Regions from separate parts of the Mus musculus genome. Here region 2 is linked to region 1. A link is a loop called in an ENCODE intact Hi-C map of the cell type or tissue named here. Cell type or tissue: left cerebral cortex. All regions are shown on one strand. Each heading gives the region's core, and the rest is flanking DNA. Links, peaks and the distances in the headings are about the cores only. Region 1 has its middle 43 kb from the start of Ivns1abp. Region 2 holds the start of Gm36077 (a long non-coding RNA gene).

The links. A loop is a pair of places that touch in the nucleus more often than their neighbours do. Peaks named below come from ENCODE experiments on the same cell type or tissue, not always from the same donor. Only the 100,000 strongest peaks of a DNase experiment are listed, where the experiment ranks them.
Region 2: a loop joins it to region 1, with 5 times the contacts of the local background. A loop is called at or near these places in 1 of 42 quality-filtered maps.

The regions. Positions count from the first base shown.
Region 1 is chr1:151,299,009-151,304,384 of GRCm38, forward strand. It overlaps the pseudogene Gm10138. Among named protein-coding and RNA genes, the nearest start is that of Ivns1abp, 43 kb to the right of the region's middle. In left cerebral cortex, for the core only: no CTCF peak of the experiment used is centred there; a DNase peak (open chromatin) is centred at 3,101; H3K27ac peaks cover 865 bases.
Region 2 is chr1:151,079,454-151,084,829 of GRCm38, forward strand. All of the region lies in intron 1 of Gm36139 (a long non-coding RNA gene), which reads right to left. It overlaps Gm36077 (a long non-coding RNA gene), which reads right to left and starts at 4,467. Exons shown (of 2, transcript XR_387461.2): 1 at 3,322-4,467; 2 at 992-1,299. In left cerebral cortex, for the core only: no CTCF peak of the experiment used is centred there; DNase peaks (open chromatin) are centred at 335, 1,228, 1,405, 2,502 and 1 more place.

The sequences.
Region 1 (5,376 bases), core at 82-5,081:
ACGGGGGAAAAAAAAGAGAGAGCCTGGCGTGGTGGCGCACGCCTTTAATCCCAGCACTCGGGAGGCAGAGGCAGGTGGATTTCTGAGTTCGAGGCCAGCCTGGTCTACAAAGTGAGTTCCAGGACAGCCAGGGCTATACAGAGAAACCCTGTCTCAAAAAATAAAACAACAATAAAAAAATGCCTTTTTACATTTCACTTATTTATTTATTTATTCATTTATTCATTTATTGTGTGTGTGTGTGTGTGTGTGTGTGTGTGTGTGTGTGTGGTGTGCGATCTCATGACCATGCACATGCCACAGTCATATACAAGTCAGAGTCAATTCCCTCCCTCGACCTTGTGGGTTCCAGGAATCAAACTCAGATCTTTAAGCTTGGCAGCAGCAGGCATCTTTACTGGCTAGGCCTTCTTGATGGCCTCAGATCCCTACCTTCTGTGAGACTGCTCTCTCTGTCCCTGCTCACGCTCTTTCCCAGGCCTTGGGCACCACCACTGATAAATCTCTTCCAAATGTGCTTTTTCCATTGATCTAAACTGTTTAAGTGTCTCTACAACAATAGACGAAAGCACAATAACTTCCTATGATTATTCCCATTTAAATACTTGTAGTGTGTGTGGAGGTACATGCTACAATGCCAAGGGGGATGGCGGGGTTCGCGGGGGTAGGGAGGGAAAGTCAGGAGTTCAAGAACAGCTTTGGCTAGACCATGAGTTTATAGCGTAAGTGGAAACCCCACACCGAGGATGGCCCAAGCCTGTTCTGGCACCAGTAAGTGGCCAGAGTAGCCAAACTCTACTTCTGCTTGACGATGTGTGAAAAAGAAACTTACATTTTGCCTAAGATTCCTCTTGAGACCTCTGTTTCAAAAGTTGGTACCCGAGAGAGAGAGATGTAGGGAGCTGGGCCACTGGTGTTCCACGGACACTTGTGGAATGTCCCACTGTTTTTTAAATTCTACCTGCGCTTCTACACTCACTCGGCTAAAAAGAGTGAGACAGCAGCTGAACAATTTTTACCACGACTAATACATTAGTGGGGTTGTTGAGCTTTCTATTCATTTTAGAGCTGAGAAACCTGAGATGAGAGAAACGACTAAGTCCGGGGGGAATGGGCTGCAGACACCAGAAACTCATGTCAGTGGAGACTTTTGAACATGTGGTATTCCAAGCACACCTGCAGAGCACACGCTTATAGTTGCATATATGTATCTAGAGACGCCACTCTTTTTTTTTTTTTTTTTTTTTTTTGGTTTTATCGAGACAGGGTTTCTCTGTGTAGCCTTGGCTGTCTTGAAACTCACTTTGTAGACCAGGCCGGCCTCGAACTCAGAGATCCGCCTGCCTCTGCCTCCTAAATGCTGGAATTAGAGGCGTGCGCCACCACACCCGGCTGAGAAGCCAGTCTTTACCTTTAGAGAAAATCCTATAAATACAGACATGCCCCACCATAGATACTGAAAGGACCAGTTCATTCCTGCCCCAATTCTCAACTCATCCCAACAGCCATGGAGTCAGCTTATAAGGCTTGCAAGGTTCTTCTCCACCTGTGAGCTATGACCCCTTTGAGGGGTTACATATCAGATACCCTACATATGAGACATCTACATTGCAGTTCATAACAGTAGCAAAATTACAGTCATGAAGTACAATGAGCACCACTGGTATAAGGCACTGGCTATGTCACACTCCCCTTGACCATCACAAGAATCAAGGGAAGTTTCTGCAGACAAGGAAAGACCCACAAAGTCTAGAGGTCCCAAGATTGCAGCACATCCCCACGCCTGGCCCCCCAATATGCCATCAATTCTGAGCACATTAGCAGTCGCATCAATATCTCACCCCAATACTCTTTGAGTTCAGTGGGTCTGTTATGTTTTCTGTTGGCAGCAGCTAGGAAATTCTAACCACCACACAGTCCCCACCACTAAGGGGGGTGGGGGGAGAGGGAGAGGGAGAGGGAGAGGGAGAGGCAGGGGGGAGAATCTCTTTTATTCTAGGAAGTAATCTTTGTGAAAAACATAATTAAATGAATAAAACACCAAAACAAAAAAATCATTTTAATAAGTATAACAAGGTATAGCCAGGCATGGTTGATACAGACCTGTAGTTTCCCTGAGAGGTGAAGACAGGACGCTCACATAAGCTCTAGTTCGAGATCAGCCTCAGCAACATAGTGAGACCCCCCCATACCAAGAATAAAAATCTAAGGTCATTCTTATATAAATGAGCTGTTGTAGGACATAAACATTTGTATAACTCTATACCACTCAAGAACTTAGTATATAAATTTTCTTCTTTAACATGTGAATTTTTCTATCCAAAACTTTTAAACATAACCCTTCAAAACTTAGGAACTTTTAGAAAACTGGTACCTAAGCAGTTGTGTGTACACTTAACTACATGTATCAATGTCTCCATTGCTAGACGCTAAAACTCTGTATTGAGATTTTAAAACACTAAACATTACATTTTCTCCCATCACAAACATTTATTTTTCTTCCCACGTAAAAGAATTATAATCAGAGCTTGAAAAAATTCAATAGCTAAATGCAGGTTCATTTTTGGTTGTTCCTGTTTTGTTTCTAAGACAGTCTCACGGAGCTTGCTTCAGACTGACTTGGCTGGCCTTGAACCCCTGACCCTCCTCCCTCTCTGGTACTAGAATTACAGGGGTGCACCACGCTGCCTGGCTTCGCAGGCTTAACTGTAGAGTACAAGTGGATTTCCTACTTTAAAAAAAATCAAGGCACTCAAACTATGTAATGCCATTACTAAAAAGAACAAACGAATGTTGCTTTCAAGTCAAACACAAATAACGAGCTTGGTAGCTTTTTAGTTTCTGAGGTATTCCTTTGTGTGTTCTAGTTTGTTTTATATGTTTAGTTTGTGTTCTCTGAAAATAATGAGTGATACCACGGTACAGCTTTGTATTTTAGGAATACTAAAAACTCTAAATTAAGTAATTTGGGAAGAAAAAAAAGCCGTGGTTCGGAACTTGTGGTAGTTGACATAATTTGCTTCTGATCTACACAGTTTTCCATTTTACACTTCAGCTGAGCAGAAGCCACTGGTTGCTAAGCAACAGCTCTTCTCTCACTGACCAGAAATAGAATACATAGAAGGCCATTTTTAAAAGACATAATATACACTATGTAAAGTTAAAGAAAGACACACAGTTTGGCTGTTGGCCCAGAATTGTCATATTAACTTCATAATAATAGTTTGTGTATTCTGAATTTATTTGATCTATGCATCTGAGAGTAACTATACATTTGTCCTTCCAGGATCTTCTTGCTACTGAAAAGCTCTGAAGAATATAGAAACCAAGGTTTTAAGGTAAAAATGTTTCCTAGAAACTGTCAACTGTAAACTTGGTTGTATGAAACCAGATCCTATCCAAAGCAGCATTACCACTGTGTCCTGCCATCCTGCACTAAAATGGCATATGCCACGATCTGAGACACCCTCTGATTGCCATTCACTTTTGGCTCTGTGTATTCCTCACAGAGAAAACTGTTAGTGGCTACTGGACACTTTACAATGTGCTGCTGTCCTAAGGTTGTGGTACCTGTCAATACATGCTGAATTTTGCATTAGGTAGGTGGGGAAGAGGCAAGAGGGTGCAGAAGATATGCAGCCTCACTCCTCTAGGTGGGCAGGATCTATCTAGATGTTCCTGGGCACCTTAGTTCATGAGACTGCAGGCGTTCACTTCAATACTCTCTCTGCCTTCTGCAAGGTGTTTCTCCTATTGCCTTCTCTCTCTCTCTCTCTCTCTCTCTCTCTCTCTCACACACACACACACACACACACACACACACACACACACACACACGTACACGCTATATATCTTGCCTCTGGATCTCTGGATTCACAGAACTAGGATATTTGGGAGTTCAATTTGTTACCAACTCTGCAACATTAGTTTCAATTTGCTTTTATGAGAGCAGGTGTCTTAGTCAGGGTTTCTATTCCTGCACAAACATCATGACCAAGAAGCAGTTGGGGAGGAAAGGGTTTATTCAGCTTACATTTTCACACTGCTGTTATCACCAAAGGATGTCAGGACTGGAACTCAAGCAAGTCAGGAAGCAGGAGCTGATACAGAGGCCATGGAGGGATGTTCCTTACTGGCTTGCTTCCCCTGGCTTGCTCTCTTATAGAACCAAGACTACTGGCCCAGAGATGGCACCACCCACAAGGGGACCTCCCCCCTGGATCACTAATTGAGAAAATGCCTTACAGCTGGATCTCGGGGAGGCATTTCCCCAACTGAAGCTCCTTTCTCTGTGATAACTCCAGCCTGTGTCAAGTTGACACAAAACTAGCCAGTACAGCAGGGATTAAGGGCATAAAGGCAAGCCAACAAGTAAATATCAAGGAAACACACCAGGAGTGGTATCCTTCCAGAGAGAACTGACTTTGTGTTGATTCACCTGCCTGTGACCACATGCTGTGCTGGCTTAAAATAGATCACATTACAGAAGTGTCAAGGGAATCTCTTTAAGTAAACACTACTTTGGGGGATTGTTTCCTTTTGACTATATAGTGGGTTCTTTTCATTGTTGTTGTTTTAAACTTGATTTATGATACAGATATAGTGACACATGATACATGCCTATAAACCCAGCAGAAGATCAGGAGTTCAAGACTAGCCTCAAATGGATTGTAAATTTGAGGCCAACATAAGCTATGAAGAACCCATTAAAAAAAAAAAGGCACAAATAAAATAAATAAAACCTTCAACTTAGCATACAAAAATAGTTGGGAGTTCAATTATGGCATTCCCAAGTGTAACTCCAGTTCCAGGGGGCCCAGCACCCTTTTCTGGCCTCTGTGGGCACCAGGCATGCATGCACACAGACCTTCATGCACTGCAAACCACCCATCTACATAACAATAGTCATAATACAAGACAATTTTCTTTTTCTTAGCATTTAAAGTAAGCATCATCTGATTAGGAATTCATCAATTGTTCTGAAAGGATCTGATTAGTCTGGGAAGACCTGTGATCAATGGAAAAGTAGGCCACCTTAGGCTTTGAGGAAGACTGAGAAAGTACATTTATTCAGTGTGTGTGTGTGTGTGTGTGTGTGTGTGTGTGTGAGTGAAAGAGGAGGGGGGGGCGGGCAGGGGGAGTGAGTGAAGGGAAAGAGTATGAGTTTATACCATGACATGCATGTTGGGGTCAGAGGACAATCTATAGAAGTTAGCTCTACCCTGGGGATCAGGGCATCAGGGTTGGTAACAAGTGCCTTTACCTGCTGAGCCATCTTGCTTGCCAACAAGTTTTCAACATCATCTTACTCTCTCTTTGTGGTATCATTTAAACCATGCAAACCAAGAACTGGGGGTGTAGAAAGGACACTGTGTA
Region 2 (5,376 bases), core at 119-5,118, 220 kb before region 1:
ACCTCCGCACCTCTGTCTTCCGCTTTCCATCTCTCCGGGGACTCACCTAGCAGCTCCTAAATCCTCGCAGTCAAATAAATAAATAAATGTCTTAAGGCAGCTTCTTCTTTCCGGGGTGGATCTTTGTGATTCATCACTGACCCCAAAACGACCTTATTTTGGTGCCTAAAACATATCCTCTAAATGACTAGTGTGCATGGGATACAGGCTCAAGGCAACAGGAGAATGGCCCACGGAAGCCTGGCTCTTCGGAGCTCTGTGCTCACCAGAGCTGTGTTCCAGCTGCATTTACTTCATCTTTCCAATATAGTCCTGGTACTATACCCCCGTGCTTCTTGCCAGCTCGGAGTCCACCCACATGTTCCTCTTGCCTGGAGCTCTCCTCCAGAGGCAACTGGTTCAGGCCTACTCCTTTTTCAAATCTAAACTCACTTATTGCTTCTTAGGAGGAACTTTGCCCAAACTTTCAGGGTGAGACCCAACGTTTTCATAGCACCTTGCAGCTCTTCTAAAAATAGGGTTTAAATAAATAATGGACGGCTTCACTGTTCCGGAACGTAAATTGGGTGGCACCTAAGGTACCGACCATGGTGGCAAGTGACTGGAAAGAGCTGAGCAACCCTGGAGCCAAGATTCTGGGCCTTAGGACTGCGCGGCTCCACTTTGCACAAAGAGGAAAAGAACAAAGCCGGCAGTCTAATGGGAAAGACAAAACTTAGATAGGCAGAGCAGACGGCATTCGGAGAACTCCAGCAGACCTTGTGTGTTATCAGAGCACAGAAAAGGACAACTCCCCAAGGCAAGGACGATAAGAAACCTGCTGGGTAGTTAAGACTCAGAAAGGACCTAAAGGCACTAAAAAGGGCTGGGGGTGGGGGTGTTTAAGACACTATAAACACACAATAAATAAATGATCTACGATCCTTTCTCCACATGTTATTTTAAAAAAGGTGTGTGTGGGGGAAGCAAACAACATCAACAACAAAAAATATTTACATTATGAGTTTTTTTTTAATTGAGATATTAAAGACTTTCTTCCCAGCCACCAAGTAAACACAGTTACCAATTTCTTATGAAGCCCTTGAGGGACAATCTCCAAAAGGGCCAGAGCACAGAGGCATGCCAAGGTCCAGTGTTCCAAGTGGCAGGCCACTGCAGGAGGGTGCCAGGACACATCACAGCCAGTGGCCGCTGTGGGCAAACAGGGACAACGTTGTCAATCCAGACGAGCATTTGTCCTGCAAAGGCAGGCAGCGAACCTGCAACCTGAAGCTGACACAGAGCTTGAGACTCTGGACCCTGTAGATGAAGACCAGAAGCAGAAGAAGGAAAGAATCGGGTTCACTGGCAAAACTATTCAGAAGCAGGGGCTAAGAAATCGCTGGTGGAAATGTGTCCGGAAGTTGAGCCGTTATTGTTAGCAAAGCGGAAAAGGAGAGTCTGGAGGACAGGCTCATAAAAAACCAGGGACTTTTAGAAAAGAACAGGAAGACAGCTGGAGGCAGTCTGAGCCTTAGAAACAGAGCATTAGAAACAACAGCACCAACAAGGTCCTTTTAGGTCTGAACTAAGATGCAAATCAATCAAATTCTCCTGCCGAGTCTGGCACTTGGAGAATATCTATCCTCTCTGCAAACGATCTGAGCTGTTCTTTGGGATTGAAAATATTTTTACCTGGTTGGGCATGGCTGTTTTTTTGTTTTTTATTATTTCCTATCAAGCCTTGCTATTTTATTTAAAATAATTTCAGTCTACTAATGTATAACATAAATGGTCGAATGAAGTCTATGAGTATCTGTATATCGCTTTTGCAAAAGTGAAATTCTATAGTCTGTGCTGAGATTTGCTTGTTTCCTTGGTCTTTCTTGTAACAATGCTGGTCTTGAACCTGGGACCCTACACATGTAAGACATGAAGTCTGCCATTGGCTGTGTCCATGGCCCTAATATGCCGTTTCATTTTTAAAGATTTATTTTATTTTTAATTTAAAGGTACCCTGTCCTAGTTAGTTTGAACATAGAATTCATTGTTATCAGCCATCATTATCCTACACCACGTAGGATAAGTTCTGCATATGTGCAGAGGTTAGAAGATTGTGTCAGATTCCTAGAGCTGGACATAAAGGCTGTTGTGAGCCAAGGGGGATGGGTGACCAGAACTCAAGTCCTCTGTAAGAGCAGTATGCCCTTACAACTGCTGATCCAGCTCTCCAGTCCCCAACACCAACTTGTTTCCATTGAGTACCATGTTTGAACTACTCTGACAGCAATTCATTTCATCATTAGCCATCAATTTTCAAAACTGAAGAAAGAGAAGTCTAGAGGACCGACTGAAACCATCCATTGACGATCCAGAGGAAAGAAATCACTTAGCAAAAGCACTCACTAAGCATCCAGCTTCATGTAAGGAAGCAATGTGGGCCACGACTGCCAGGAACTGACTCTGAGATACATACAGTGACTCCTCGGAACCATCACTTTAGAAAAGGCTTATTCCTAAAACTGTTTTAGCACGGCTCGCTCTCTGAAGAGCAGTTTTGAATACATCATTTGCTATTTCAGAACAATCCAACAAATTACCCAAATCAGCTATTTTCAAATATGTTTTGATTCTCAGTTGGCACGCAGTAATTGAGCATACTTAACGGGCTGCCGTGTGGCACTGCATAGATGTGTATAGTGTGTAGGGATCAGGTCAGGGTAATTGACCCTGCTCTCAGACATTTATCATTGCTTTCTGTTAGGAATATTGAAATTCCTTCTGCACTAGCTATCTGTAATATGAAATCAGTTATTACCAGCCATCCTCCTCCTACTGAGGTGCTGAATATTAGAGGCCATTGGTCCTATCCACCTGTACCCTTCTACCACAAACAACCCTCCCTCTGTCTTCCCCTGCTTCCACCCCTTCCCAAGTTCCAGTGACCACCTTTCTACTCCCTACATCTCTGTGATCAGAGACAGGGTTAAGCTGAAGGACATTATACTAATGAAATAAGTCAGGTGCAGGAGGGCAAATTCCATTTCGTTCTTACACACACATGGAAGCCAAAGGGACTGCTTTGGGTTGATGATTAAGGTTGATAAGCATCTCTCTACCATATCATTCCTATTTACATTTTTAAAAATTCCCTCATTTCTTCTACTCTCAATTCACAACAAACTTTACTAAATAAAGATTCAGGCTCTGCTCCCTCTACTTCTGCACTGAAACTCTGATTTCCCAACGTACTCCCGTCTGTCTGGATTCCAACTTTCATTCTCCCTTGAGAAAGATCCCGTCCTCATCTTTCTAAGCCCCCCCGAGAAGTTTCACACTAACCACCTCTTTCTCCTCAACATGTTCTCTTGTCTTGGCTTTCATGACTCCGCCTTCTGCTTTTCCTTCAGAATCACTGGCTGCTCTTTCTTAGGTTCTTTTGCCAAACTCTTCTGCCACTTTTAAAGTTAAATGTCCAGGAAAAAAAATACCATCTGTTCTCTCTCTCTGAACTTCTGCCTTAGTTATCTCTGTGCAACCCAATGGCTTTAAAGGACACCCATATGCTAATGATGGTGAGGGCTGTGTTTCCAGTGTGAACCCACCCATTCCCAAGTTCCAGGCTTTGTATTTTGGCAACTCTATTCAAATGTGTAGTAGAACCTCAAACTTAACAGGTCTGTAATACTCCTACCCCACACCCTTTTCAACAATAACAAAATCCTTTAAATTTTTCAGTTTTTATTACATCGCTCACTTAGATCACCGTGGGATACCCACATACACTCTTTCCACCACTCTTTTAGATTCAATCTCTCCACCTCTCAAGAACATATTGATTTCCTAATTGCAGTAGGTGTTTCCCCCCTCATTCTTGTGACAAAATACATAACAAGAAAAGATTTCAGGGAGGGAGTGTTTTGGTACAGTGTGAAGAGTCACAGTCCATCACTATGGGGAATGCATGGCGGCAGGAAGACTGGCTATTTACACTGTATGACCAGTGTGGGAGCAGGGGACAGGGACCAACAGTGGTTGCCATGAGACTGTAAACCCTCAAAGCCCACCACTTCCCTCAGCAAGGTTCTACCCAAAAGTTCCAGAGTCTCCACAAATAGCGACACCAGCTAGGGACCAAGTGTTCCAATACATGAGCCTGTGAGGACCCCGCACATTCAAATCATAAACTTCCTAGTTTTTAGATCTGTCCCGGTCCTTCTTCCCATCACTAACCTCACACTTTAAGAAATGTTTGAAGATGTCTCTCTCTCAAGACTCTGCATTCACCAGCAATATGATCTGAAAGTGACTAAATTTCTCTAAGTATCAGTCCTTGTCCATACTACAGTCATGCCATGGGGGGTATAAAAGAGATGTTCCCTATAGCCTTGGGCATTTGAACACTTGGTCCCCAGCTGGTGGTGGCATTTGTGAAGGATTATGAGGTGTGACCTTACTAGAGGAAGTGTGGGACGGGGTGGGGGGGTGAGGGTGTGGGGGTGTGGGGGGTGTGGGGGTGTGTGGGCTTTGAGGTTTCAGAAGCCACATGACATTTCCAATCAGTTCTCTCTGCTTCCTGTTTGTGAAGTGAGATGTGTATTCTCACGTGTTGCTCCAGCCCCAAGCTTGCTGGCTGTCTGCTACCTGCTCCCTGTTACCTGTTGCCTGCCTGCCTGCCTGCTGCCTGCTGCCTGCTGCCTGCCTGCCTGCTGCCTGCCTGCCTGCTGCCTGCCTGCCTGCTGCCTGCTGCCTGCCTGCCTGCTGCCTGCCTGCCTGCTGCCTGCTGCCTGCTGCCTGCTGCCTGCTGCCTGCCTGCCTGCCTGCTGCCTGCCTGCCTGCTGCCTGCCTGCCTGCCTGCCTGCCTGCCTGCCTGCCTGCTGCCTGCTGCCTGCTACCTGCTGCCTGCCTGCTGCCTGCTGCCTGCTGCCTGCTGCCTGCTGCCTGCTGCCTGCTGCCTGCTGCCTGCTGCCTGCTGCCTAACTGCTACCTGCTACCTGCTACCTGTTACCTGTTACCTGTTACCTGTTGCATGCCTGCCTGCTAACTGCTGCCTGCCTATCTACCTGCCTGACTGCCTGTCTACCTGCCTGACTGACTGTCTACCTGACTGCCTGTCTGCTGTCTGCTGCCTGGCTTCCCTGCCATGATGGTCACCGACTTGTATTCTTCTGGAACCATAAGCCCCCAAATGAATCCTTCCTTCTGTAAGATGCCTTGGTCATAGCATCTAATCACAGCAATAGAAAAGTAACTAAGACAACAACTTAAGTTATTTAGTTTTGAAAATTAATGAGCTGGATATGTGTATACTTCTGAGAATAAAAGTTGAAATTTTTAAGTTTAACCAGGTGACTTTTCTGGACCAGCTTTGGATAGCAGTATTAAATTCTGAACAAA